Regions from separate parts of the Homo sapiens genome. Here regions 1 and 2 are each linked to region 3. A link is an interaction called in ENCODE POLR2A ChIA-PET data of the cell type or tissue named here. Cell type or tissue: PC-9. All regions are shown on one strand.

What was found. Peaks named below come from ENCODE experiments on the same cell type or tissue, not always from the same donor. Only the 100,000 strongest peaks of a DNase experiment are listed, where the experiment ranks them.
Region 1: POLR2A ChIA-PET joins it to region 3 with 7 read pairs; 2 of 35 experiments call an interaction of 5 or more read pairs at or near these places.
Region 2: POLR2A ChIA-PET joins it to region 3 with 7 read pairs; 5 of 35 experiments call an interaction of 5 or more read pairs at or near these places.

The regions. Positions count from the first base shown.
Region 1 is chr1:92,788,730-92,796,729 of GRCh38, forward strand. It overlaps a transcript of EVI5 not described here. Among named protein-coding and RNA genes, the nearest start is that of EVI5, 7.6 kb to the left of the region's middle. In PC-9, no CTCF peak of the experiment used is centred here; no DNase peak of the experiment used is centred here.
Region 2 is chr1:93,898,622-93,906,621 of GRCh38, forward strand. It overlaps GCLM (glutamate-cysteine ligase modifier subunit), which reads right to left. Exons shown (of 7, transcript NM_002061.4): 2 at 5,902-5,967; 3 at 2,964-3,048. Among named protein-coding and RNA genes, the nearest start is that of GCLM, 6.8 kb to the right of the region's middle. In PC-9, no CTCF peak of the experiment used is centred here; a DNase peak (open chromatin) is centred at 7,330; H3K4me3 peaks cover 2,855 bases; H3K27ac peaks cover 4,704 bases.
Region 3 is chr1:94,016,715-94,024,714 of GRCh38, forward strand. ABCA4 (ATP binding cassette subfamily A member 4) reads right to left here. Exons shown (of 50, transcript NM_000350.3): 32 at 6,672-6,704; 33 at 5,132-5,237; 34 at 4,926-5,000; 35 at 4,526-4,695; 36 at 2,868-3,045. Among named protein-coding and RNA genes, the nearest start is that of ABCA4, 100 kb to the right of the region's middle. RefSeq lists an enhancer at 4,032-5,231. In PC-9, CTCF peaks have their summits at 4,527 and 4,731; DNase peaks (open chromatin) are centred at 4,357, 4,687 and 5,987; H3K4me3 peaks cover 2,132 bases; H3K27ac peaks cover 4,664 bases.

The sequences.
Region 1 (8,000 bases), 1.2 Mb before region 3:
CTTGCAGTGAGCCGAGATCGCGCCACTGCTCTCCAGCCTGGGCAACAGAGCAAGACTCTGTCTCAACAGCAACAACAACAACAAAAAAAACCCCATAAAAATTAAATAAAATTTTAAAATCTAATAGCTAACACCTGGTTGAGCACTCAACATGTATGGGTATTGGCTAAGGCTGTATACATACACTATTTCGTTTAATCCTCATATTGTCCTCATGGGGTAGGTATTATTATCATAACCCCCTTGCATATGAAGAAGCTGAAATTTAATAAATACCAAATAACTTACCTCAATTTATACCCCTGGAAAGTGGTGGCAGAGTTTTTAACACAGTCAGTTGAATGCCAGAAGTGGTTAAACATTAGGCCCTGTAGCACTTCTCTGAAATTGTAATATTTTGGTTTATATACATTACTCATCTACTAGATCGAGAGCTTCACAATGATTGAAATCCTGTTTTGTCTTTTTGTTTGTTTGAGGTTTGTGGTTTCATTTTATTTTATTAATTTAAAAGACTGGGTCTCACTATGTTGCTCAGGCTGGACTTGGACTCCTGAATTCAAGCCATCCTCCTGCCTCAGCTTCTTCTTCTTTTTTTTTTCTCGCTCCGTCGCCCAGGCTGGAGTGCAGTGGCAAGATCTTGACTCACTGCAAGCTCTGCCTCCTGGGTTCACGCCATTCTCCTGCCTCAGCCTCCCGAGCAGCTGGGACTACAGGCGCCTGCCACCACACCTGGCTAATTTTTTGTATTTTTAGTAGAAACGGGGTTTCACCATGTTAGCCAGGACGGTCTCAATCTCCTGACCTTGTGATCCGCCCACCTCAGCCTCCCAAAGTGCTGAGATTACAGGCATGAACCACCGCGCCTGGCCTTCAGATAGTTTTATTTGCGGTAAATTCAGTGAGCAATTCAAAGTTTTCTATGTTCTGATACTGTACAGCCTTAGCATTGATTTGGGTCACTGTCTGGGAGGGGAACCCCTCTAAACTTGGCAAGGGTTAAACCCTGGAACACCGTGCTCTAAACTGCCAAAGGTGTTTAAGTCAGTCATGTTAGCTCCATTGTTCACAGAAAGGAAATGCAAGGGAGACAGTCCTCTGAAAGGCAAAAAACAACCCAAGGTACAAAGAAGGAACTCACCAGAGAAGTCAAACCCACTGTGAACAATATTCCTCCCTCACCCTGGGAGCTTTTTAGAGAACTAGACCATCTCAGTTACATTCTAGGTTTGCACTGTCCAATACAGCAACCACTAGAGATACTAGCAACATGTGACTATTTACATTTAAACTTAAATTAAGCCAGGCATGGTGGCTCATGCCTGTAATCCCAGCACTTTGGGAGGCCAAGACAGGAGGATCACTTGAGGCCAAGAGTTTGAGGCCAGCCTGAGCAACATAGTCAGACCCTATCTGTACAAAAATAAAAATAAAAAAATTAGCTAGGTATGTTGGCACAACTGTAGCTATTCTGGAGACTGAAGTGGGAGGGTCACTTGAGCCCAAGAGGTGGAGGTTGCAGTGAGTTAAGATCACACCCCTGCACTCCAGCCTGTGTGCCAGAGTGGGGCCCTGTCTCAAAAATAAATAAACTTAAAAGTTCAGTTTCATAGTCACACTCACATAGTTCAAGTGCTCAATAATAGCACATGTGGCTAGTGGCTACTGTCTGACAGCACAAATATAGAACATTTCCACTCATCAGAAAGTCCTATTGGTAGCACTATTAAAGAAAAAGGAGACATAACACTCCATTTCAACTCCTACTAATGTTCAAAACTGGTTTTTTTTTTTGGTTTTTTTTTTTAAATGAAGGCTCACAATGAAATAGTGACAGCTATTCATTACTAGGCTCATTACTTTCTACAATATGAATCTGAAAGGTACTCAAATAAAAAGCTATGGCCTCCATGCACTGGAGTTATAAGAATAGCTTTAACTTAGCAGGGCATGGTGGCGTGCACCTGTAGTCCCAGCAACTAGGGAGGCTAAGGTGGGAAGATCACTTGAGCCCAGGAGGTGGAGGTTGCAGTGAGCTGACATCACGCCAATGCACTGCACTGCACCCTGGGCAACAGAGCAAGATCCTGTCTCAAAAAAAAAAAAAAGGAAAGAATAGCTTTAACCTCACCACTTTACCACTTTACCTCCACCGTATGCATTCTTTAGAAGACTCTGACATCATCTTAGGAAAGAACATTATTAAGAGACACACAATTCTGTTTATCTCTTGATACTTGTGCACAGGTGGAGACTAGATCTGCCATGACTATGGGAAAGAACAAGCTCTCTGGATCTACAGCTCAGACATCATTTCTATATGTGATACTACACATTAACACTGTCAGCCCAAAAAACTTTCGAAATTGAGTCACCAGAATGGGACATCAATAGTGTGCCAGTTTCTAGCCTACCCACCAAAAGGAGAAATTCATTCATTTCTTGACTTTGCAAAATACTTGTTTTAAAGCAAGAGAAAATTTGGTGGAACTAGAGGTAGTAACTCCACTTAAACTATCCAATTATCTAGGAACTAGTAACTTCTACATTCATGCAAGTGACTAGACTGTGACCTAAAATTTCAAGTGTTCTTGCCAAAAACGTGATCAACCCCTTTGAGCTCTTCAAGCTCCAATCTTCTCATTCATAAACTGGAGATAATAATATCTACTTAAGCACTGAAGTGACAGTTAAGTGGAATAATATATGCCATGTGTATAACAAATATTCAAAAATAATAGCTATTGTAATTGCTATTTTCCAAAGCCACAAAACACCAATGTGCAAAAACAAAAAGACAAATAAAAAAGACTGAATTAGAAGAATCCTGATTTTGACACCTGCTAATAGTCTGGCTTTTAACCTCTGTAAGCTTCAGTCTCTTCATCAAGCAAATAAAAATAAGAGTCCCAATCATAGATGCGACGTGAGATGTGTTTTGATTTCGTGTGAAATTGTCTAATTAAAGCCAGGTACAAACATTAGCTAATGTTAATTAGCAGTTTCTCCCACCTCCACCAAAAAAAAAAAAAGGATGAGGTGAGGAAACTATTTTAGGAACATGATACTTTACAGAAAAATTTATGTAGCTTTTATTATGAACTGTGTTCCCAAACACGACGGGAGGCAACACTTCTGAAATCATTGAGAGGCCATGCAACCATCAACACTGTCACCAAATAGAGTTTGTGAACAAATGCTATGGTAACCAGTCATTTTCTTCTTCTCCATATGAGAAATGTGAAGCCCATACAGACATGCTAGGTCTCCTCTGTGAATGTGTATATTCAAAGAAACGTAAACAGCAGCCAATTACAGCTAGGAGAGAATTGCGGCAAGTGTTGAATTACAAAAAGCCAATTACTAAAATACCTTTCTTGCAGGTATGGAATTAAACCTAACACTTCATAAATTTTGTTCATCACTCGAATGGCTGCAGTACAATGAGATAACAGTCTTAAAATAAAACTGAAGAAATGTTAACAAGCTGTTCCTGTGTTTTGAAGATTAAGCGAAATATACAAATCCTAACTCAATAACAAATTACTTTCTGTTACAGCAATTACATTTTTATAAGTTTTAATATAAAATCAAACATCGTTTTACACATTTACCTGTTTCCCACTAGGGTTTCTAAAGGCAGCAGTCATTTTGTTGGTAACCATGATAAGCAGAGAAGACAGAGAGACTGGGGATTTGAATTGAATTTATAGCTGACTCATAGGCAGTGTTAACAAAGACATTGCCACTGGGATCCACCCATTTAACACCCTTTCAGTTCCACCTTATACACTTGTTAGGTAGTAGGGAGCTGGGAATGTGGAGGATTAGGAATGCTGAAACCAAAGCCTTTTTGTCTTAGGTATGCTAATTGATTTTGGTTTTTCATTCCTTCTTTCCTTCTTTTCTCCCCTTCCTCCCTCCCTTCCTTCCTTCCTTCCCTCTTCCATCTTCCTTCTTCTGTCCCTCCTTCCTTCCTTCTATGACTTATCTCAGAATGACGTTACAATTGTTATTGTGTTTGAGTGCCGACGCTGAGGCATTGGCTAGAAACTTCTATAATTAGGTGTTTTCTGACACTAGACAAAATTATTAATTTGGTAGAACTTTCCTCTTTGTCTTTTTTTTTTTTTTTCTCATTCTTTACCTGAGGTTTTGGAATTCTGCAGGCTATGTTGTGTTCTATTAATGGATATTGCAGTTTGTTACTCAGAGGCTATTGAGAGTTTACTATGCAGTACAGAAGCAAGTGATATAGCTTGTGAGAGGTACCTAAATAGAGAGAAAGCCACTTCTCCAATTCTTTTCTAGGAGATCTGATATATTGGTTTTAAAGGATTACCTCTCTCATGATGGCTCCCATTTTGTTTCATTTTTTAAAGACAGGGTCTCGCTATGTTTCTCAGGCTGGCCTTGAACTCCTAGGCTCCAGTGACCCTCCTGCCTCAGCCTCCTGAATGGCTGGGACTGTAGGTGAACACCCCCAAGTTGCTGATGGCTTATGCTTTTAAAGCACTTACCATAGCTGGGCACTGTGGAAGCGCTTTTCATCTATCATCTCACTTAATCTTTATCATAATCCTATTGTTATCCCCATTTACAAGTGAATCCCCAAGCCAGTCGCCAAGAATGCTGAATTTATTTACTCCTTCATTTATTCACAAATATATTAAAATTATTCAACTATGTCAGCTACTTTCCTAAGAGGAAGGACAGTAACTAACATTTTCAGCTCCTACAGCATGTCAGAAATAATGTTATGTGCTTCCACATGACACAACTATTATTTGGCCCATTTAAAAGACAGGGAAGCTATGCCTGGTCCAAAGTCACATTGTTAGTAGAAGGAAAAAGCAAAAATGCAACCATGAGTCTCTCTTGACTACAAAACCTATATCATTTGGAGCTACAAAAATGTGGTACCTGTGTTCACATTCTAGTGTAAGAATGTGTAGTCTAGTATAGAAGACAAACATATGAACAAGTAAATGAACAATAACATTATATGTTCTGTTGTACCAAGATATAATGGTGGGAACATAGAGAAAGGGGAGTACCTAGCATGGCTGAGTTGTACTATTTTTATTGTCAATACCCCCTTCCATCTTTTTCCATTAACAGGTATAGATGCCTGACTCAAACAAAGCCAGTCACATTACCTTAACTCCCTGATCATACTGATTGATTCAAGGGGTTATGCCTGGGAGAATCCTGCCCTGGGGTTTTTCAAACCAGAGCTGGAAAAGTAAAAGCCCTGTGCCCTCTCATTATAAAGCTCTAAGGATGAAACTCTAAGGAGATCCTGGCTATACTCAGAGAAGCTAAATGAGATGGAGAATATCCTGAGGATATTAAAATCCCCGGTTCCAGTAATCCTGCCTTTCCTAAGCCTTTGCTGTTCTAATCTTTCTTTAATGCTGTGACCACCCCCATAACCTTCAAAGGAAGGAGAGAAGGAGGAAGGGAAAAAGGAAAGAAGGAAGGACTCATGTACTTATCAAACTTTTTTTTAACATATTGTACCAGGCATTGTTCTAGGCACTGGAAATATGTACAGGTGGTAGCCATTCTGATTTGACCCTGAGTGATCCTTGCTTTTGACCCCCAGTGATCCTCTTTGCCTGGTATTCATTTATGTATCCATGTGTAATCCCTCCTACATCGAATAAGGCTTGTCTGTGTGACCAATAAAATATGGCAAAAGTGACCAATTATGGCTGGGTGTAGTGGCTCATGCCTGTAATCCCAGGACTTTGGGAGGCCAAGGCAGGTGGATCACCTGAGGTCAGGAGTTCCAGACCAGCCTGACCAATATGGTGAAACCCCATCTCTACTAAAAACACAAAAATCAGCCGGGCATAGTGGTGTGCCCCTGTAGTTCCAGCTACTAGGGAGGATGAGACAGGATAATTGCTTGCACCTGGGAGGTGGAGCTTGCAGTGAACCGAGGTCACGCCACTGAACTCCAGCCTGGGCGACAGAGCGAGACTCTGTCTCAAGAAAAAAAAAAAAAAGTGACCAATTATAACCTTTGAGACTAGGTTATTGCACTTTTTGCCTTGTTTTCTTAAATTGCATGCTTTAGGGGAAGCCAGCCACCATGTGTGAACAGCTCTGTGAAGGAAAAGAACTAAGGCCTCCCATCAACATTCAGGACCAACTTGACAGCCATGCCAATGAGCCACCTCAAAAGCAAATCTTTCAGCCCCAGTCAAGCCTTCAGATTACTTCAGTACCAGCTCACATCAGACTGAATCTCATGAAAAACCAAAAGTCAGAACCAGTCAGCAAGCTGCTGCTAAATTCCTATTACATAGAAACTGTGAATGCACCATTGCATTCTAGCCTAGGCAACAGAGTGAGACCCTGTCTCAAATTTAAAAAGGGTAGGGGGTAGCAAAGAACTTGAACATTTCTCCAAAGAAGATATGCAATGAGCACGTGAAAAGATGCACCGCGTTATTAGTGATTAGGGACAAGCAAATCAAAACCAAATGATACACCACTTCACACTTACTAGAACGCTGTTATGAAAAAAGCAGAAAATTACAAATGTTGGTGAGATGTGGAGAAATGTAAACCCTTGTGCATTGCTGGTGGGAATGTAAACTGATACAGCCACTGTGGAAAACAGTTTGGCAGTTCCTCAAGTTAAAAATAGAATTACCATATGATTCAGTAATTCCACTCCAAGCTGAAAGAATTTAAAACAGGAGCTCAAATAGATACTTCTTCACCAATATTCATAGCAGCACTATTTACAATAGCCAAAAGGGGGAAACAATCCAAATGTCTATCAAAAAATAAATGGATAAAGAAAAAGTGACACACTGAGGTCAGGAGTTCGAGACCAGCCTGGCCAACACAGTGAAACCCTGTCTCTACTAAAAATACAAAAAAATTAGCCAGGCGTGGTGGCAGGCACCTGTAATCCCAGCTACTCAAGAGGCTGAGGCAGGAGAATCGCTTAAACCCTGGAGGCGGAGATTGCAGTAAGCCAAGATCGCACCACTGCACTCCTGCCTGGGTGACAAAGCTAGACTCAGTCTCAAAAGAAAAAAAAAAGAAAATGTGATACAATTAAATATATTATTCAGGCATACAGAGGAATGAAGTTCTGCTACATGCTATAACATGAATGAGCCTTGAAAACATTATGGTAAGTGAAATAAATCCATCGTGAAAGGACAAATATTATATTCTTCCACTTATATGAGGTATCTAGAGTAGTCAAATTCATAAAGAGAGAAAGTAAAATGGTGATTACTAAGGTCTGGGGGAACAGGGAATGAGGAGTTAGTGCTTAATGGACAGTTTCTGGTGGGGCAATAAAAGAGTTTTGCAACTAAGTAGTGATGGTGGTTATCAATACTGTAAATATACTTAATGCCACCGAATTATACACCTAAATATGGTTAAATCAGCAAACTTCAGGTTATGTATATTTTTCCACAAAATATACATTAAAAATATATCTATGAACAAAATATACATGAAAAAAGAAAATGATACCTTCTGGGAATTTAGATCATCTTGGAAAAGAAAAATAAAATAGAAAAATAATCTTGATTTGACTTAGTCGAAAAAATAAGTTGAACACATTAATAAATACATATATAATATATATGATATGAGATGGTATGAGTGAAGGAGAAAGGGAGTATGAAGAAAGGTTATTACAAATTTATTTTATTTTATTGAGACAGGATCTGACTGTGTTGCCCAAGGTGGAATGAGATCAGAGCTCACTGCAGCCTCAACCTCCTGGATTCAAGCAATCCTCCCATCTCAGCCCCCAAGTATCTGAGACTACAGGCACATGCTACCATGCCCAGCTAACTTTTATTTTTCATTTGTTTGGGTTTTTTTATTTTTTGGGTTTTTGTTGTTGTTGTTGTTTGTTTGTTTGGTAGAGACAGGGTTTCACCATGTTGCCCAGGCTGGTCTAGAACTCCTGAGCTCAAGTGATCCAACTGCCTCAGCCTCCCAAAGTGCTGAGA
Region 2 (8,000 bases), 120 kb before region 3:
GAATCACCACAATTTTTTTTTTTGAGACAGGGTCTCACTTTCATCCAGGCTGGAGTGCAGTGGTGCGATCACGGCTCACTGCAGCATCAACCTTCTGAGCTCAAGTGTTCCTTTCACCTCAGCCTCCCAAGTAGCTAGGACTACAGGCATGTACCAATACACCTGGCTAATTTTCATTTTTTTGTAGACACAGGGTCTCGATATGTTGCCCAGGGGCTCTTGAACTCCCGGTCTCAAACAATCTTCCCAAGGTGCTAGGATTACAGCACCACACCAGGCCAAGATTTTTTTTATCCTAATAGTCATGTGCTTACTGTAGAAATAACGAAGACCTATAAAAGCAGAAAGACCAAAAAGAATTGCCAGTCTCATCACCCAAATTACTGTTTAGATTTCTGTGTATTCTGTGGCTTTTTTTCCACTTAGGGGTGGCCTTGAACGTATTCTATGTTTTTAGTGTATAATTTTACATACTTTTTTTTTTTGAGACAGAGTCTCACTCTGTCGCCCAGTGGTGCCATCTTGGTTCATTGCAACCTCCTCCTGGGTTCAAGCAATTCTCATGCCTCAGCCACCCAAGTAGCTGGGATTATAGGCCTGCGCCACCATGCCTGGCTAATTTTTGTATTTTTAGTAGAGACGGGGTTTTGCCATGTTGTCCAGGCTGGTCTCGAACTCCTGGCCTCAAGTGATCCACCCGACTCGCCTCCCAAAGTGCTGGGATTACAGGCGTGAGCCACTGCGCCCAGCCAATTTTACATGCTCATTTTTTAATGGTTGAATATTATTTTGTAAATTTTGAAGAGTGTCATTTATTAAATGAGTTCTACTTATTGAACATTTAGGTTAGTAAATGTTCCAGTACTAGTTCCAGTTTTCTGTTTTCGCATATATAATGCCAAAACAAACATCTTAGTAACTTTTTATTCAGCATTATACTATATAATTTCCCAGGGATGAATTGTTAGAAATGTTATTATGAGTCAAAGCATGTGACGTTTTGTGTGAGTCTTATTATATTTTAAAAGATGTGTGCCAGTTTACCACACCACCACCAATTAACAATTGCTCTTCTAACAACATAGGATGCTATTATTAATTTTTTTTTAAAACTTAGTAGGTACAATGCATACCTACCCAAGACCACATTAATTGTCATTTCTTTGGTTACTAGGAAAGTTGAGTCATTTTCTATATTTGTAATATTGAGGTTTTGGTTTCATTCAAATTCAACTTTATATGTACATATTTACTTTATGTAAACTCACTGTTCAAAAAAATAAATGTATTCAATAGACAAACAGGTAGAGTAGCAGAAGAGCAACAAAAAAAATCAAAAGAGGAAATGGAGAAAAATAAGGCTAATGAAATACCCTTACATAAAGTGCTGACATTCGATATATGCAACACATTTTCTTCTACGTTTCTTATATGAGTCCCTTCCTTCCTACTGCTAGGTGATCTCCCTAAAAACACTGCTTCCCTGAGATTACTCCCTATTGAACAGCCATCCTAGCTTCTCTACTAGATGAGAGTCAGTATTTACTATTTTGGTCTAACTTTAGCCCCTATAACTCTATGAAAGCCCCCCCCAATACTATTTCTCTGTCCATGAATTTGTGCCATCTGAAATGGCCTCTTCTCTCTGAAGGATGAGGCTTTTTTGGATAGGTAGAAAGAGGAAAGCTCTTTATATGGGGAGAATTTTGATACCTATAAAAAAATCTCAAGCCCTCTAGGAACTGAGGACTTCTAAGAGACCCAAGATGGAACTAAATCATGAATTACAGTCAACCTCAGAAAGAATGTTGCTTTACGTCCTTTCCAACACAAACAGCAATGTGAAATTAACAGGAAAAAATGGGTTTTGGAGTTAGGCATACCTGAGTGGATTCCTGGTTCAACCACTTACTGGTTGTATGACAACCTTCAAGTTATTTAGTATCACTAATGCAATGCAGTAACAGACTTAACTTGCAGGATTGTCTTGAGAATTAAATGAGAAAATATAACCATAAAGTACCAAGCACAGTGCCTGGCACAAAGCAAGACTCAATAAATGGTAGTTACTATAATTAGATTAAAAAGAGACAATACCCTATCTCATCTTACATGTAATTTATTATTATTATCCATCTCAATAATAATAAAATAGCAACAACCACAATAATAACAACATGGTAGCAAATAATAGCTACCTAGAACTTACTTTGAGGCAAACACTGTGCTAAGTGCTTCTTTTGTTATTTCATCCAGTTTACAAAGAAGCCGGAGAAACAGGTACATCCCCATTTTATAGAAGAGAAAACTGAGACTCAGGGAGGTTAAAGTCTTTGTTAGCCCAACATTATACTAGCCTGTAATCTGCACACCCCGAAACTTCAAAGCTCAAGCTTTTAATGACTATGCTATGCTAATTGTAAGGTGAGGGCAGAGATGGCGCATCTTTTCATTTTTGTATTCCTTGAGTATAGTACAGTTTCTGGAATTTGTCACTTACTACATTTCCTGAATGGGTGTTACAGTATTTTCTTTCTCTTCATGTAACTTGCCCAGGTTTCTTTTTATATTCCCAGGTGACCTCACACATTGCTTACCAGTATCTTACCAGGAAGGGGGTGCTTATGCTTGCTTTGGGTGGATGCTGCTTCTAAGCCTTCCCTTTATCCTTTCCATCTCCTTCATCTTAATCTTTCTACTGCTCTGAAGTTTGACACATAAATTACATGACATGATGACATCATCATGAAGAACAGCAAGTTGAAGTTCTATTCTGACTCTTATATAATAGCCAGCACTGACCTCTTATAACTCCATCTTGGAGTTTAAGTAAAATTATGCTAAAAAAGAATTTCTGTATTTCCCACATTTAGTGTCTGAGCAAAGAAAGGCTTATTCTAATGCCTAACAAAATCTATCGCTTCCGCTATGTAACAAAATAAACAGAAAAGACTGGACTTTACCAGAAACTTTCATTTCTTCTCTTTCATCAGGATTTATCTTTTCTACTGCATGAGATACAGTGCATTCCAAGACATCTGGAAACTCCTATAATAAACACAATATTTAAAACAAATATAAAATTTAATGCTTCTGATTAATTATAAAATTTTCTATTATCCATAATGCCTTTTAGAATCAGAGAACCTATAAGACAACAGAGTTCTCTACCTGAGGTCTGGGTGGGCTTCACAAGGGTTGTAAAGCTCTGAAATAAAGGTAAAGTGGGGTGTGTGTGTGTGTTTGTGTGTGTGTATCTATTTTCTAGGAAAATGTATCTCATTTTGACCAGGTATTTAGAAAGAAGCATGATCAAAAAAATTAAAAATAAACAAGCAGTGGAGGGATATGTGAGGAGTTAGAAACAGTAGCACAGCAGATAATTTTACTCTAAAAAGAAACCAATGAAAATAATATCCACTCTAGATGACATAATAAACACGTTCTACATTAATTACAAGCATTTTCTTTTACTTTTTAATTTATTTGGATTTTAATGTTATTTGAACTTTAACCTGTAAGGGGATTTAGTTTTTGGGTTTTTTTGTTTGTTTGTTTTGTTTTGTTTTGTTTTGAGACAGAGTCTCGCTCTGTCGCCCAGGCTGGAGTGCAGTGGCACGATCTCGGCTCACTGCAAGCTCTGCCTCCCGGGTTCACGCCATTCCTCCTGCCTCAGTGTCCCGAGTAGCTGGGACTACAGGTGCACGCCGCCACGCCTGACTAATTTTTTGTATTTTTAGTAGAGACAGGGTTTCACCGTGTTAGCCAGGATGGTCTCGATCTCCTGACCTTGTGATCCGCCCACCTCGGCCTCCCAAAGTGCTGGGATTACAGGCATGAGCCACCGCGCCCAGCCTGTTTTTTTTTTTTTAAATATACTTTTTTTTTAGAGCAGTTTTAGGTTCACAAGAATATCAAGTAGAAGGTAGATTGAACAGATTTCTCATTCACTCCCTACACTCACATCCACACAGCCTCCCCCATTATCAACATACCCACCACAGTGGTATACATTTGTTACACTTGATGAACCTACATTGACATGTCATAATCACCCAAGTCCAGTTTATCTTAGGGTTTACTCTTGGTGCTGCATAGTTTATGGATTTAGAAAACCATATAATAACATGTATCCACCATTACAATATCATATGCAGTAGTTTCATTGACATACAAATCCTGTGCTCTGCCTATTCATCCCTCCGTCCCTGCTAACCCCTGGCAACAACTGATCTTTTTACTAGTTTTTTTTACTAGACTAGCAAAACTATAGTCTACATAGTTTTGTTTTTTCCAGAATATCAAATAGTTGATATCATACATTATGTAGCTTTTTCAGATTGGCTTCTTTTACTTAGAAATATGCATTCAAGTTTCCTCTATGTCTTTTCATGGCTTGATAGCTCATTTCTTTTAAGCACTGAATAATATTATATTGTCTGGATAGTTTATATATGCATTCATAATTTATATATACACTCGCCTACTGAAGAACATCTTGGTTGCTTCAAATTTTAGCAATTATGAATGGAGCTGCTATAAATATCCATGCATAGGTCTGTGTGTGGAAATAAGTTCTTAGCTTCTTTGGGTAGATACTAAGGAGCATAATTGCTGATTTTATGACAATAGTATATTTAGTTTTATAATCACAAGCATTTTATTCTTATTTATTTATTTATTTAATTTTATTATTATTATTTTTTTGAGACAGAGTCTCACTCTCTTGCTCAGGCTAGAGTGCAGTGGTGTGATCTCAGCTCACTGCAACCTCTGCCTCCCAGGTTCAAGTGATTCTCCTGCCTCAGCCTCCCGAGTAGCTGGGATTACAGGCGGGTACCACCACGCCTGGCTTTTTTTTTTTTTTTGTATTTTTAGTAGACATGGGGTTTCGCCATGTTGGCCAGACTGGTCTCAAACTCCTGACCTCAGGTGATCTACCTGCTTTAGCCTCCCAAAGTGCTGGGATTATAGGCGTGAGCCACTGCGCCCAGCCTGTAATCACAAGCATTGTAAACCAAAACTTTTTTTTTCCTGAGTGCAGCAGAAAAAAGCAAAGGCTATTTGAATGTATTTTAATGAATAATTTACAAGGATAATGAGAAAATATTAGTACATATAAATCAGATACATATTAACTTACATTTACAATATCATACAAAGTAAACGGCAAAGGCTTTCCCATGATTCTTGAGCACTTTCACAGCACGTATCAGGGGTTCAGTAAGTGTTTACAAGTCAAGCATAAGTAGAATAAACAGTCATTTCAGAGAAACAGAGATTGATTTAAAAAAAACCATAACTCAATGTCTATATAGTAGCTATAGAGTTACATGGTTGCAGTATGCCCAGGGGAACCAGTATTTCCAGCACATGTCCTTTTCCATACTTTTAAAGTAGCCTAAGTAATGTGCTGTGAGCCTTTGACTGAGTTGGATTTCAAAATGTGTTTTAGGGTTTTGAACATTAACATTTATGATAGTAGCCATATACTGACATTTAGTGGAACACAGTTCCTTATTGTTTCATCAGAAACTGACATTTGAAAAATTACTTCTAGTGATGTTGAGTCTACTAAAGCAATCTACCAATCACAATTGATAATCATTCCTCTCCTAGACCAAATATAAACTGAAATAAAACACTGATAGTGAGGAAACCATGGTGAGAATTAAGCATGAGAATCCTAGTATCTTGTCTGGTTAAAGAGTTGCCTACGGTCTAGATTTTCTGTTTTATGCATAAGCCTACTGGATCAGAGTGCCGTCTCAGCAAATCAACCACAGAGAGTTTATGGCTAATTGCCTATTTGACTTCCCTCACAAAACTGAAGAAATTAACTTCCTGTTTACTTTACTTCCTTTTTGACCTGCATGATTTTTGCATTCACATTTCACTTACCCTGACCAAATCTGGGTTGATTTGGGAACTCCATTCATTCAAGGTTTTTTGGATACAATCATGAAGCTGCAAAAGGAATGCATTTTGAAACTGTTAATCAAAGTCTATATACTTTTCTGTACTTCTACAATAAGAATATATTAATTTGATAAGCAGGAAAAAAAAGATAGCAACAGGAAATACCATACAAACCCCAATTTTAATCCTACAAGGTTTTTGTTTCCTTCAACATACATAAATTCAGGCCTGTTTTCATCCTACTCTTGTTTCTCAAATGTTCTTGAACTAAAGAAGTTGTCTAATTACTTTAAAGCTTTTTTTGTACCAGTGAAAATTTAAGCTAACTGTTGAGACACAAAAGCATTCATAGGCCAGGTATAGTGGCTCATGCCTGTAATCCCAGCACTTTGGGAGGCTGAGGGGGGCAAATCACTTGAGGTCAGGAGTTCAAGACCAGCCTGGCCAACATGGTGAAACCCTGTCTCTACTAAAAATACAAAAATCATGTGGGCCTAGTAGTGCAAGCCTGTAGTAGCTACTCGGGTGGCTGAGGCAGGACAATTTTGCTTGAACCCAGGAGGTGGAGGTTATAGTGTGCTGAGATGATGCCATTTCATTCCAGCCTGGGCAACAGAGCAAGACTCTATTTCCAAAAAAAAAAAAAAAAAAAGGCATTCATAAAGAAACAAAAATAAGGTTTATAAACAAAGGAACTTGGAGTCAAGCCCAGGCTGTCTGACTAGAATTCATATCACAACTATGCTACATTTCTCAAAGACAAACAAATTAAATTATTAGAGAATAAGTGTGGCTGGTAAATCCTACCTCAGATTCACCTGTGCTGTTTATTAAAATTTCAGACTCCTGAGCCTAATCCTAGACCCACTGAATCATTCTCCAAGAGCAGTTTGGACTTTCATTTTAACAAGCATCCTAAGGAGAGTACTTTATCTACGTACTCTAAAGTCTGAGAACCACCAGGATAGACATATCTTGCAGAACTCAACTTGTATGACACTCCAGAAGTCATTTCGTAACATTTAGGTGCACCTCTAACCTATCTTCCATGTTTTCTTAGATAAACAAAAAAAAATTTATACAAATATTATAGTATGTTGTAAATTAATTCAAACATACTTTATTAAAGTGTATTTCAGACTTATTTGATAGTAGTCCAAAGTAAGACATACATTCACATAGTGAGCAAAGACCTATATACATATAATGGAACAAAACAGTCATAAAGCGGTATTTATGCTCACAACATGCCAGGCACTCTAATGGCTTCCAATATATTAATTAGAAAAAATATACTGGTCCATGACTCACTGAACTGATTTATGACCACTAATGGGCCAAACCTGGCAATCTGAAATCACTGCCTTATTAGATAACCAAGGACACAGTGTTTTGCATTCTTCTGTGGGCAATCAATGAAAACACAAATGAGTAACTAGAGGCAAGCCCCTGAATTGCAAAAGCACTTTCCTAATAGAAACAGCAGACACTAAACTTCTGAACTATCTGAACTATGACTGCTTATGATAAAAACTGATACAATCACTTTACTACGTATATCTTAGTACACATGATTACAAGAGATAACTGGTTTATCAATTTAAGGGCACAGAACTACCTATGTTAAGATTTACAATCCATAATAATAATTTACATGCTAGTCACAACAATTCACTTGAATTCAAATTATAAGGTCTAGATCTTTATGTAAAGCATATTTATAATCAAATTTAAGTCAGTGGATGAAAAGGAGTTGATAATCATTCCAGATACAATTATAAGTCATAGTATTTTCTTAAAAATTAGTAAAAATGGAAGGAGCAGAACCAACTAGAGGTTAAAAATTCTATCGGAAGTGCTTTGGCTCAAATCGTGGGATAATTCTAAGAAATTTCCCTCTGGAAGGATGGCTCATTTGCACACTTGAGGCTTTCCTGATGAATTCCTCAATTCAGGAAGGTAAGTCTATTTTTATAGTATTCACCCTCTTCTTGAAACCATTTCTTTAATTAATCTTGGATTCTGCAAAATGTCAGGACAAATAATAAAACAGTCTAATGTTACAATTACGTAGGAAATTC
Region 3 (8,000 bases):
TAGATAGAGGTGTGTGCATACCTGTGTGTGTACATCCATATCTTCCCTAGTTCTATCACTGAGAAGGCCTGGGACCAATGGTGCTCCAGAGGCAATGAACATATCTAGCACTCAGACCTTGGCTTCTGAGGGCCACTTCCCACTGGCAGGAACCAGGGCTTCTTGGGGAGAGGGTAGGAATGGGGATAATGGAAGGATGAGCCTGGAATATCTTGCTGTGCCATTGAGCATGGAGGAGGTCCAGGGGCATGAGGACCCAAGTCAAGACGATACAGAAGCCAGCTTCAACGGCCCCCCACTGACCACAGTGGGGATAATGTGAATATCAAAATAAATAATGATAGTCTTGGATCATAGTCCATTGATTAACACATGAACCATGACTGCATACAGAGATAAATAAATGGATGAATAAATGGAAAATTGTATAATGAATAGGATATTTATATATCTTTGAAGTGCCTCTACCTGAAATTTGTATTTATTATAAAGGGGAAAAGAGTAATTTTACAGTGAAGAAGCTCAGCAGACACCTTCTTAAGTGACCGAATTGAACATCATCAGTAACAGAGCAAATTGAAATCAGAAGCCACCTGATAGGATGCAGTGAGAACACAGCATCTGTTTGCTGATACTGCTGCCAAGATGCACACCCTCAACCTGGGCAAGAGGAAACCTCAGACAAGCTCAGACCAAGGGACATTCTGCAAAATAACCAGCCTGCAGTCCTCAAAGTGTCAAGACCATGAGTGTTAACAAAAGACTGTGGAACTCTTCCAGGCTGAACGAGACTAAAGAAACAGCACAATCAAATGTCATGCATGATTCTGAGCTAGATCCTTTTTTCTGAAAGACATCACTGGGGCAATGGGCGAAAGAGGAGTGGGGTGTGAGGATTAGGTGGTGATGACACATCAGTGCTGGTTTCCTCATGTTGACAGTTTGTGTTGTGGTTGTATGGGGTGTATCCTCGTTTGTAGGAAGTATACATCGGACGTGCTGAGGGGTGTGAGAGAGAGAGACAGGAAGAGAGAAATAAATGAGAAGGGGCATCTTGCTGAGAAGTTACTTTCAAATGACTAAGAAAAAAAGGTTTCAACTGTACTTGTGACTTTTCCATAAGTCTGTAACTGTTGCAAAATTTTAAAGTAAAGAAAAATAGATGACACATATAAGAATTTAAAACATCATATATGTGCTAAGTGAATTACATAAGCAATAATTGTTTGTTCCTTCATTCAACTTTTTTTTTGCCACTGGCTAATGGTGGTCCTAAGTTCCAAAATGATGGATCGCGGAGGTGAGATTCCAGGCCAGCTTTAAAATTCTGGAGCATCAGAAAGCCTGCTAACATGATGCCTACCATCTTCTACCCCTTCATTGGACTGCCAGCTAGTATCACCTCCCACCTCAGATGTCCACTCTATCCTAGCTACATCTCTCTCCATAGGCTCAGAGATCCCTGTAAGCGCACACGCGCGTGCGTGCACACATACACACACACAGAAACACGTGGGCCAGCCCCAAGTGTGTAAATTCTATTTCTTATCTTTTAAAAAAAGTAAAATTAAAAGCCTCCGCACTTTTCTAAGTAACTTTTCGGTACCGGTGGGCCTAGCTCCTTTTATATTAGCATCACAGGGCCAATGTGGTACCTGCAGTTGATGCTCTTATCCAAAGAAAGGCTTTCAGGTTCTGACCTCCTCCCCGTGCATTTATGAGTGTTTCCTCGTGTAGACAGAAGAGAGAGGAAATAATTTAGTTGCTACTGATAATCTCTGGTTTTGTATTGTTAAGTGATAGCTGCTTACTAAGCTGAGTAAGATAGAAATCATATCTTCAGGAATTCCAATATTCACCATCATTTTAAAAAACCATGGATGAGAAGGTCATTTGTGTTGGTCTCCATCAGTTGGTATATCTTATCATCACATGAAATGGAGGCTCATGTTGGTCTTAAAATGTTGAGATTTTACTACTCAAGACACCTAGAATAAATTGGGGTTGATGTCATAATGATCCCTGTTACATTATAACTAGGCCTTTACTACCAATTCCTTTGACCCTGCAGCCTGTAATAGGGTACGCTATCCTGACCCCTCCCTACCCCCACCAACCTTGGTTGTCAGGAAGGTGGTAGTGTGCTATTGATTTAATAAATATTTTTTCTTCATTTTTCCCTGTAGCGGTGGTTAATCTAATAAGTGAAGGTCTTATTATTTTGGCCACTGGCTGGGGTTGCCAGATTTGGCAAATAAAAATCTAGGATGCCTAGTGAAATTTGAGTTTCAGATAAACAACCAGGTTTTTTTTTTTTTTTTTTTTTTTTTTAGTGTAGATATGTCCTGTGCAATATTTGAAGTAGCATATGCTTATACTAAAAATTATTCATCATCTGAAATTAAATTTAACTGGGTGTCCTGTATTTATCTGGTGACCCTACCACAGGGAAAGTTTTACCTTTACCCTTTTGAAGGTGGGGCAGGATTTGAGAAGGGGACTTGGGGTGAAAGACCCCTTCATATTACCTTCTCAGCGCCAGACTGATGCCAGGAAGGCCAGACTCATGCCTGCGGTGCAGTGATTATTTGATGGGTCAGAAGACCCCTCAGTGCAGGACATAGAGAGCCCCCGTTCACCAGTTGTTAAGCTGCACCCCACAGCCTTTCCTAGCTTCGGGCTCCTAGTTCTGTGCCTTTCTGAGAAGATGTCAAGGGACAGCAGATACACAAGGCCCTTGGCCCAGTGCCTTTCAGCAGCCCTGGCACCGTGAGAACCCCTCCCCTCTTGGTCTGGTCCTTCAGAGCACACACAAGCTCCACCTTGGGCCCACGGAGGGGAGGGAGGCGCTGTAAACTGACACTTACGATGTCCCAGAGGAAGTTGGTCACCCAGTAGGTGGTGGGGCTCACTCCACTGATAAACTGGAGGTGCTTGGATTTGTTCACCCGCTCCTGGATCAAATAAAGGACAAAGCTGGCTGGGACGAAGGACATGGAGAAAATCACGCAGATGGCAACCACAGCATCCACTGAAGTGGTCAGCCTGCAGCAGGGCCAGAGACACAGGGAGAGGGCGATGAAGAGGGAAGAGCAGAAGGAGGAGAAGATACAAAGTCAGGCTTTGGGAAGGCCTTACACCCGCCCAGGTGTGGCCTCCAGGTTCCTCTTCTCTACCTTGAAGCTGTCACTCCACTAAACTGTCTTAATCCATATGGACCAAGGTTAAATGGGTATTTGCGGGTTGCCTTTCTATTTCATGTGAATATTTCTAGACAACCTTTCTTTTTATTATATTCTCTAATTATTTTTATGGTGTATAGAAATAGATGTTTATATTAATCTTATGTACTGCAATGCTCTCATTAGCTCTAATAATCTGTCTATAGAGTCTCTTGAATTTTCTATGTTGACAGACATACGGTCTGTGAGATTTATCTTTTGTTAATAATCATCTTGTTAAATCACATTTTCAAGAAGTACATCGTAACACAAGGAAATGTTCATGATGTAAATTTAAGTGAAAAGAGGGCAGGCAAGTTGTACAGGGACTTGGCTCTATTTATTCTTTCCTCGGACAAATAGAAGGCATCTGGCTGAGGGGTAAGTTGGGGCTAAAGCCAGCCTGAACTTTATGTACAAGCCATAACCCCTGGCATGGGACAGTGTCCACCTGCAGAAAAGAGCATTTTTACTAATTTCCACAAAGGTATCCTATGTGGTAGTCACTACCTTGATAAAACTACAGATCATATCATCCATACACGTAGTAAGCTTAGAACAAATGACTGGAAGGAGACACACGAAAGTGTGGCTGAGTGAGAATTAACAGAGGACAGTCTAGGGCCCTAGGGTGTCCAGAGGAAGACACCAAGGAGCCAAGGCCCAGGTTTTAGTGGATGACCCTGGGCATGTTCACTGGCACTCAGCGTGTGCTAGGATAGTAAAATCAGGACCCCACAACGTTGCTGAAGTTTGCACTAACAAAGGTGCTCCTACCAACCCCTCCTCCATGTAGGCCTCAAATAGAGTGAACATACTACAAAACGCACAAGGCCACTGTCTCCACTGGCTGAAACTGTGCAAGAAGAGCCTCAGCTTGAGGGTAGCAAAGCTCTGTCGACATCTCCAAAGTATGCTCTTCTGAGGAAATTCCTGGAATCTAAGATAATTACTCCGAGGGAGCTGAAAGGTTTACTGAACTTTGCCAGTTCCTGGCAGCTGCTTTGCACATAGCAAAGATAATAATTGTATAAGCTCCAGGAGCAACTTGCTATCAAAAGCCAAAAGGGAATGGAACCAAATGTAAACTTACTTGCCACATAAATGTTGGGGAGAAAGAATGACCAAGAGGTCTGGTATGTGAAGTGTGAGGCACTTATTTGAAAGTCGGATGTTCATATGTGCCTGACTAAACAGCATTACCATCCAAATCAGCACTTCGCGGTGGTGAGAATCCTCTCAGGATGTTCAAAGAGTGGAGAAGGTGACAAGAAAGTGGTGAGGCTGGGGCTGTGGTGGCTTACACTGTAATCTCTGAGAGCTGCTCCTTGGTCAGGTTCAGGGGTTGGCTAATGACGGTGATTCCATACTCCTCGGGGCTCCTGTCCTTAGGCAGGCTGGCCCGTAAGATGGCGTTGTGGGCCACATTGAGAAAGCTGACCAGGGCATGCCAGCCTTTGTTATTAAACCACACCTAGAGGGTGGAGAGGACATCTGAGACGCTGCACTAACAGCTAGTTAAAGCAGAAATCAGTGAAGGAAAGGAAATTTGAGAAGCAGGAAGGGTTTGGTAGCTGGAAGACATTCCTTGCTAGATTTCAGCAGGAGGAGGGATGGAATTTAATGAAGGTAGGAAAGTAAAAATAAAATAACCAGCTCAGGTAAATTTTTAGCTCCAGAGCAGATTATACATAGGTCAAGTACCTTAATGTTGTCTTCAGTTTCTAGATGTTTAAGGAAATCAGGTATTTCTTTAGAGGCCTCTCTAGTGATAGGGCCCTAAAAACCATGTAAACAAACAAACAAGACGGTTTTAATTTTTTTTTCCTGTTATCACTCATGAGAGTTTCTCATTCATGGTAGTTAAGCAAGTCAAAAATCCTACTCAAATCTCCAGTCTGTTTACATACCCCGCTCACATTCATGATCCGGCCAAGGTCGCTTAAAAACCCAACAAGTGCTTCCCCCGTGATGGGGACGACTGGGAGCTTTCCTCCAATGGAAATTCCTCCATACCTGACAAGGAAACAGGAAATCCTCAGACCAGGGCCACGAACTTCACGCCTACTAGTAGCTCTCTCGGGTTTTGTAGGGAAACATGAACTTTCGGGGGAATTGCCTGGACCAGCGAGCAACATGGCTCCACTTTACAAACCAGCTTTTAACTCTTTTCCCACTGCTGCTGCCTCCAGGAAGGAGTCCAAACCCTCATCCTGGCCTCTGAGGCCCTTCTGCATCTGGTCTGTGCCCCTCTCCAACTTCATCCTTCCTCAGCCCTTCCCTGGAGTGGCCTATTCTGGACATATCGAGTCACTTCCAGAGCTCCTCATGGCCCAGACTGCCTGCATGTCTCTGCCTTTGCATGGCTGCTAGCTCCCCTCGGCACCTTTCCCTTTTGGGAGCATCGAGCCAACTCCAGGTCCTCTTTCACATGTCACATGTCATCTCCTCCCATCCCAGCCAAGGACTCCTTTTCTGTGCCACCTCTGTGCTTTGCAGGTACTTCTAGCAGCACAGGACCCATCTTCATCCTGTCATCCCTACCTCTCGGGGCTTCTGTGCCTCACACCTGTTCAGGGAGGCCCTTAGCCTCTCCTGCCTGGACTTGTGCTCTGCTTCTTCACTGGCCCTGGGATCTATCTCCTGTACTGCCCTGGAAGTCTGAAGTGACTGTGTGGAAACACCAGTCTGAGTGCATCACTCCCTGGCCTCAAACCCTTCAAAGGCAGGGCAGAAGCCAAAGTCAACAGAACAGAATGAATTAGCTGGTTATACCAAGCAGAGGAGGAGCTCTTTCTCAGGGCCTTGAATCACTGCCTCACTCCTACTCTCTGTCTCAGCCGAGGCCCCACAGGTCCCTCTGGAGAGCAATCCTGAAAGCCAGATTTCATGTGTACGGTCTAGAATCTGCCCAGGAAAGCACATACATGTCAGCCCCGCACCTGTTCTGGAGGTGCAGTTCCTGAGGGAGGCTGGGAGGCAGCAGGCTCCTAGAGTCCCACTTGGTGAGGTTCTAAACCTCTGGAAATATTTCAACCTCCAGGATGCCTCAGGAATGGGGTGAGTCTGGGGCTGGCCCACACTCCCTGAAGCTTAAAAGGAATGGGCCAAGGAGTGTCCCGGGTTTAGGCTACAAGGCCCTCTTGTTGGAGTATTATAAACTGTTATATACTTGGAGGTTTTAGAAGCTTTTTTTGGGTGAGAATGCTCTGAAACGCCACATCAGGGAATGCCACCCCCACTTATGTCCTCCAAGAAGAGGCACCACTGAGTGTCTTCTGAGTCTGGGATGTCCCTAGCCACATATTCTTCAGGACGTGTCTTGTGACTTCCTGAGCACCTACAGAACAGCCCCTCCTCATGGCTGTGAGGTGTGCCTTTTAAAAGTGTGCAATTATTTCAACAATGAATCAATCTGAGATTTTAATTCTGATAAAAATAGTTTCTTACCTCTGTTCATTGACCCAGAATTTGCTCTTTAAGCTGAAAGCCAAAATAAAATAATGCAATGAATACCACAAGTACAGCAGTGCCGTTAACTTTCTTTCCCAAACATTCATTTTGAAGACTGAAGTCTCAGTCTTCAGGGGCATTTTTGCATTTTCCGATATCCAAGCAATGCGGAAGCCGCCCAGCCCTGGGACATTGCCTGAATACACATGCAGAGAAAGGACCTATGATTTCCCCCACTGGCTCTCCAAATCATATCCCGCATGCTGGACTTTCTGAGTGGTCCTGTTGTCAGGTCATATGTCAGGTCAATATGCCTGATCTGGACCCAGAACACACGGCAATGACCATGTCAGTGTGGAATGAAGGCTGCAGCCCTCCTGTCTTCCACCCTGCAAAAATGAGACTCTAACAACCACCTGCACACCTCGGGGGAGTTCCGACTCACTCCACAGCCCAAAGTTAAGGCACTGACATTCAGTCAATCAAGGGTAAAATGACAAAATGGGAAATGAACAGATGCCAACTCTGGACCCCAGAGCTCAATCCCATGAACTGTCATTGTCATCCACCTTTAAGCACACACGCACAAAATCCAAAATTTCATACTGGAGATTTGCTGCTGAGAACTCAGTTTGGGATGGTTGCTGTTTATTGCATTCTATTTATTCTGCTTTTATTTTGGGGCTTGGATGGCATTCTTTGTTTTGCTAAATGCTTTCACCATTTGCAGTGTGTTCTAGTTAATTAAGTCAATTTATCCCTCGTTCAGGGCTCTGGCAGGTGAAGCAACAGAAAGTCCTACTAAAGTTAGACAGGAGGTTTTATCTTAAAGCCCCAGAGCCTGTGCGGACTGGACCACGCTTCCTTAGGATCCTCTCTCCTGGCATGGCATGCCCCTGTCAAGCTGCTTGTTCTGATACGGGCTGCCAAAGCTGTTCCATCCTGGATGGGGCTGATAAGAACAGCTGGAGAGCCAAGAGAACTAGATATTTCTTGAAAAGTTCATTGGCATCTCAAAGGGCAGTGATCAAAGATGATAATTCACAGTTAGAATATGACAGCTGCAGTTGACCTGGCTCGCCCTGGCGTGTGCTGGACTCAGACACTGTCCCGCTGCCTCTTTCCCACCCTATCTTTTTCCTTTCTCTTTTTTGCCACTTACTTATTTTCTCTTTTTCTTCTACCTTTTCCCCTATACTCCTCCACCTCCCTCCAAATTTTTACTCTCTCTTTTAACTAGTTAAAATATGTGGCTGCATTTTTGAATAACTTCTATGGTCTTCTGATATAACTTTTAATAATACGTGGGTTAAAATTTAAGACTGC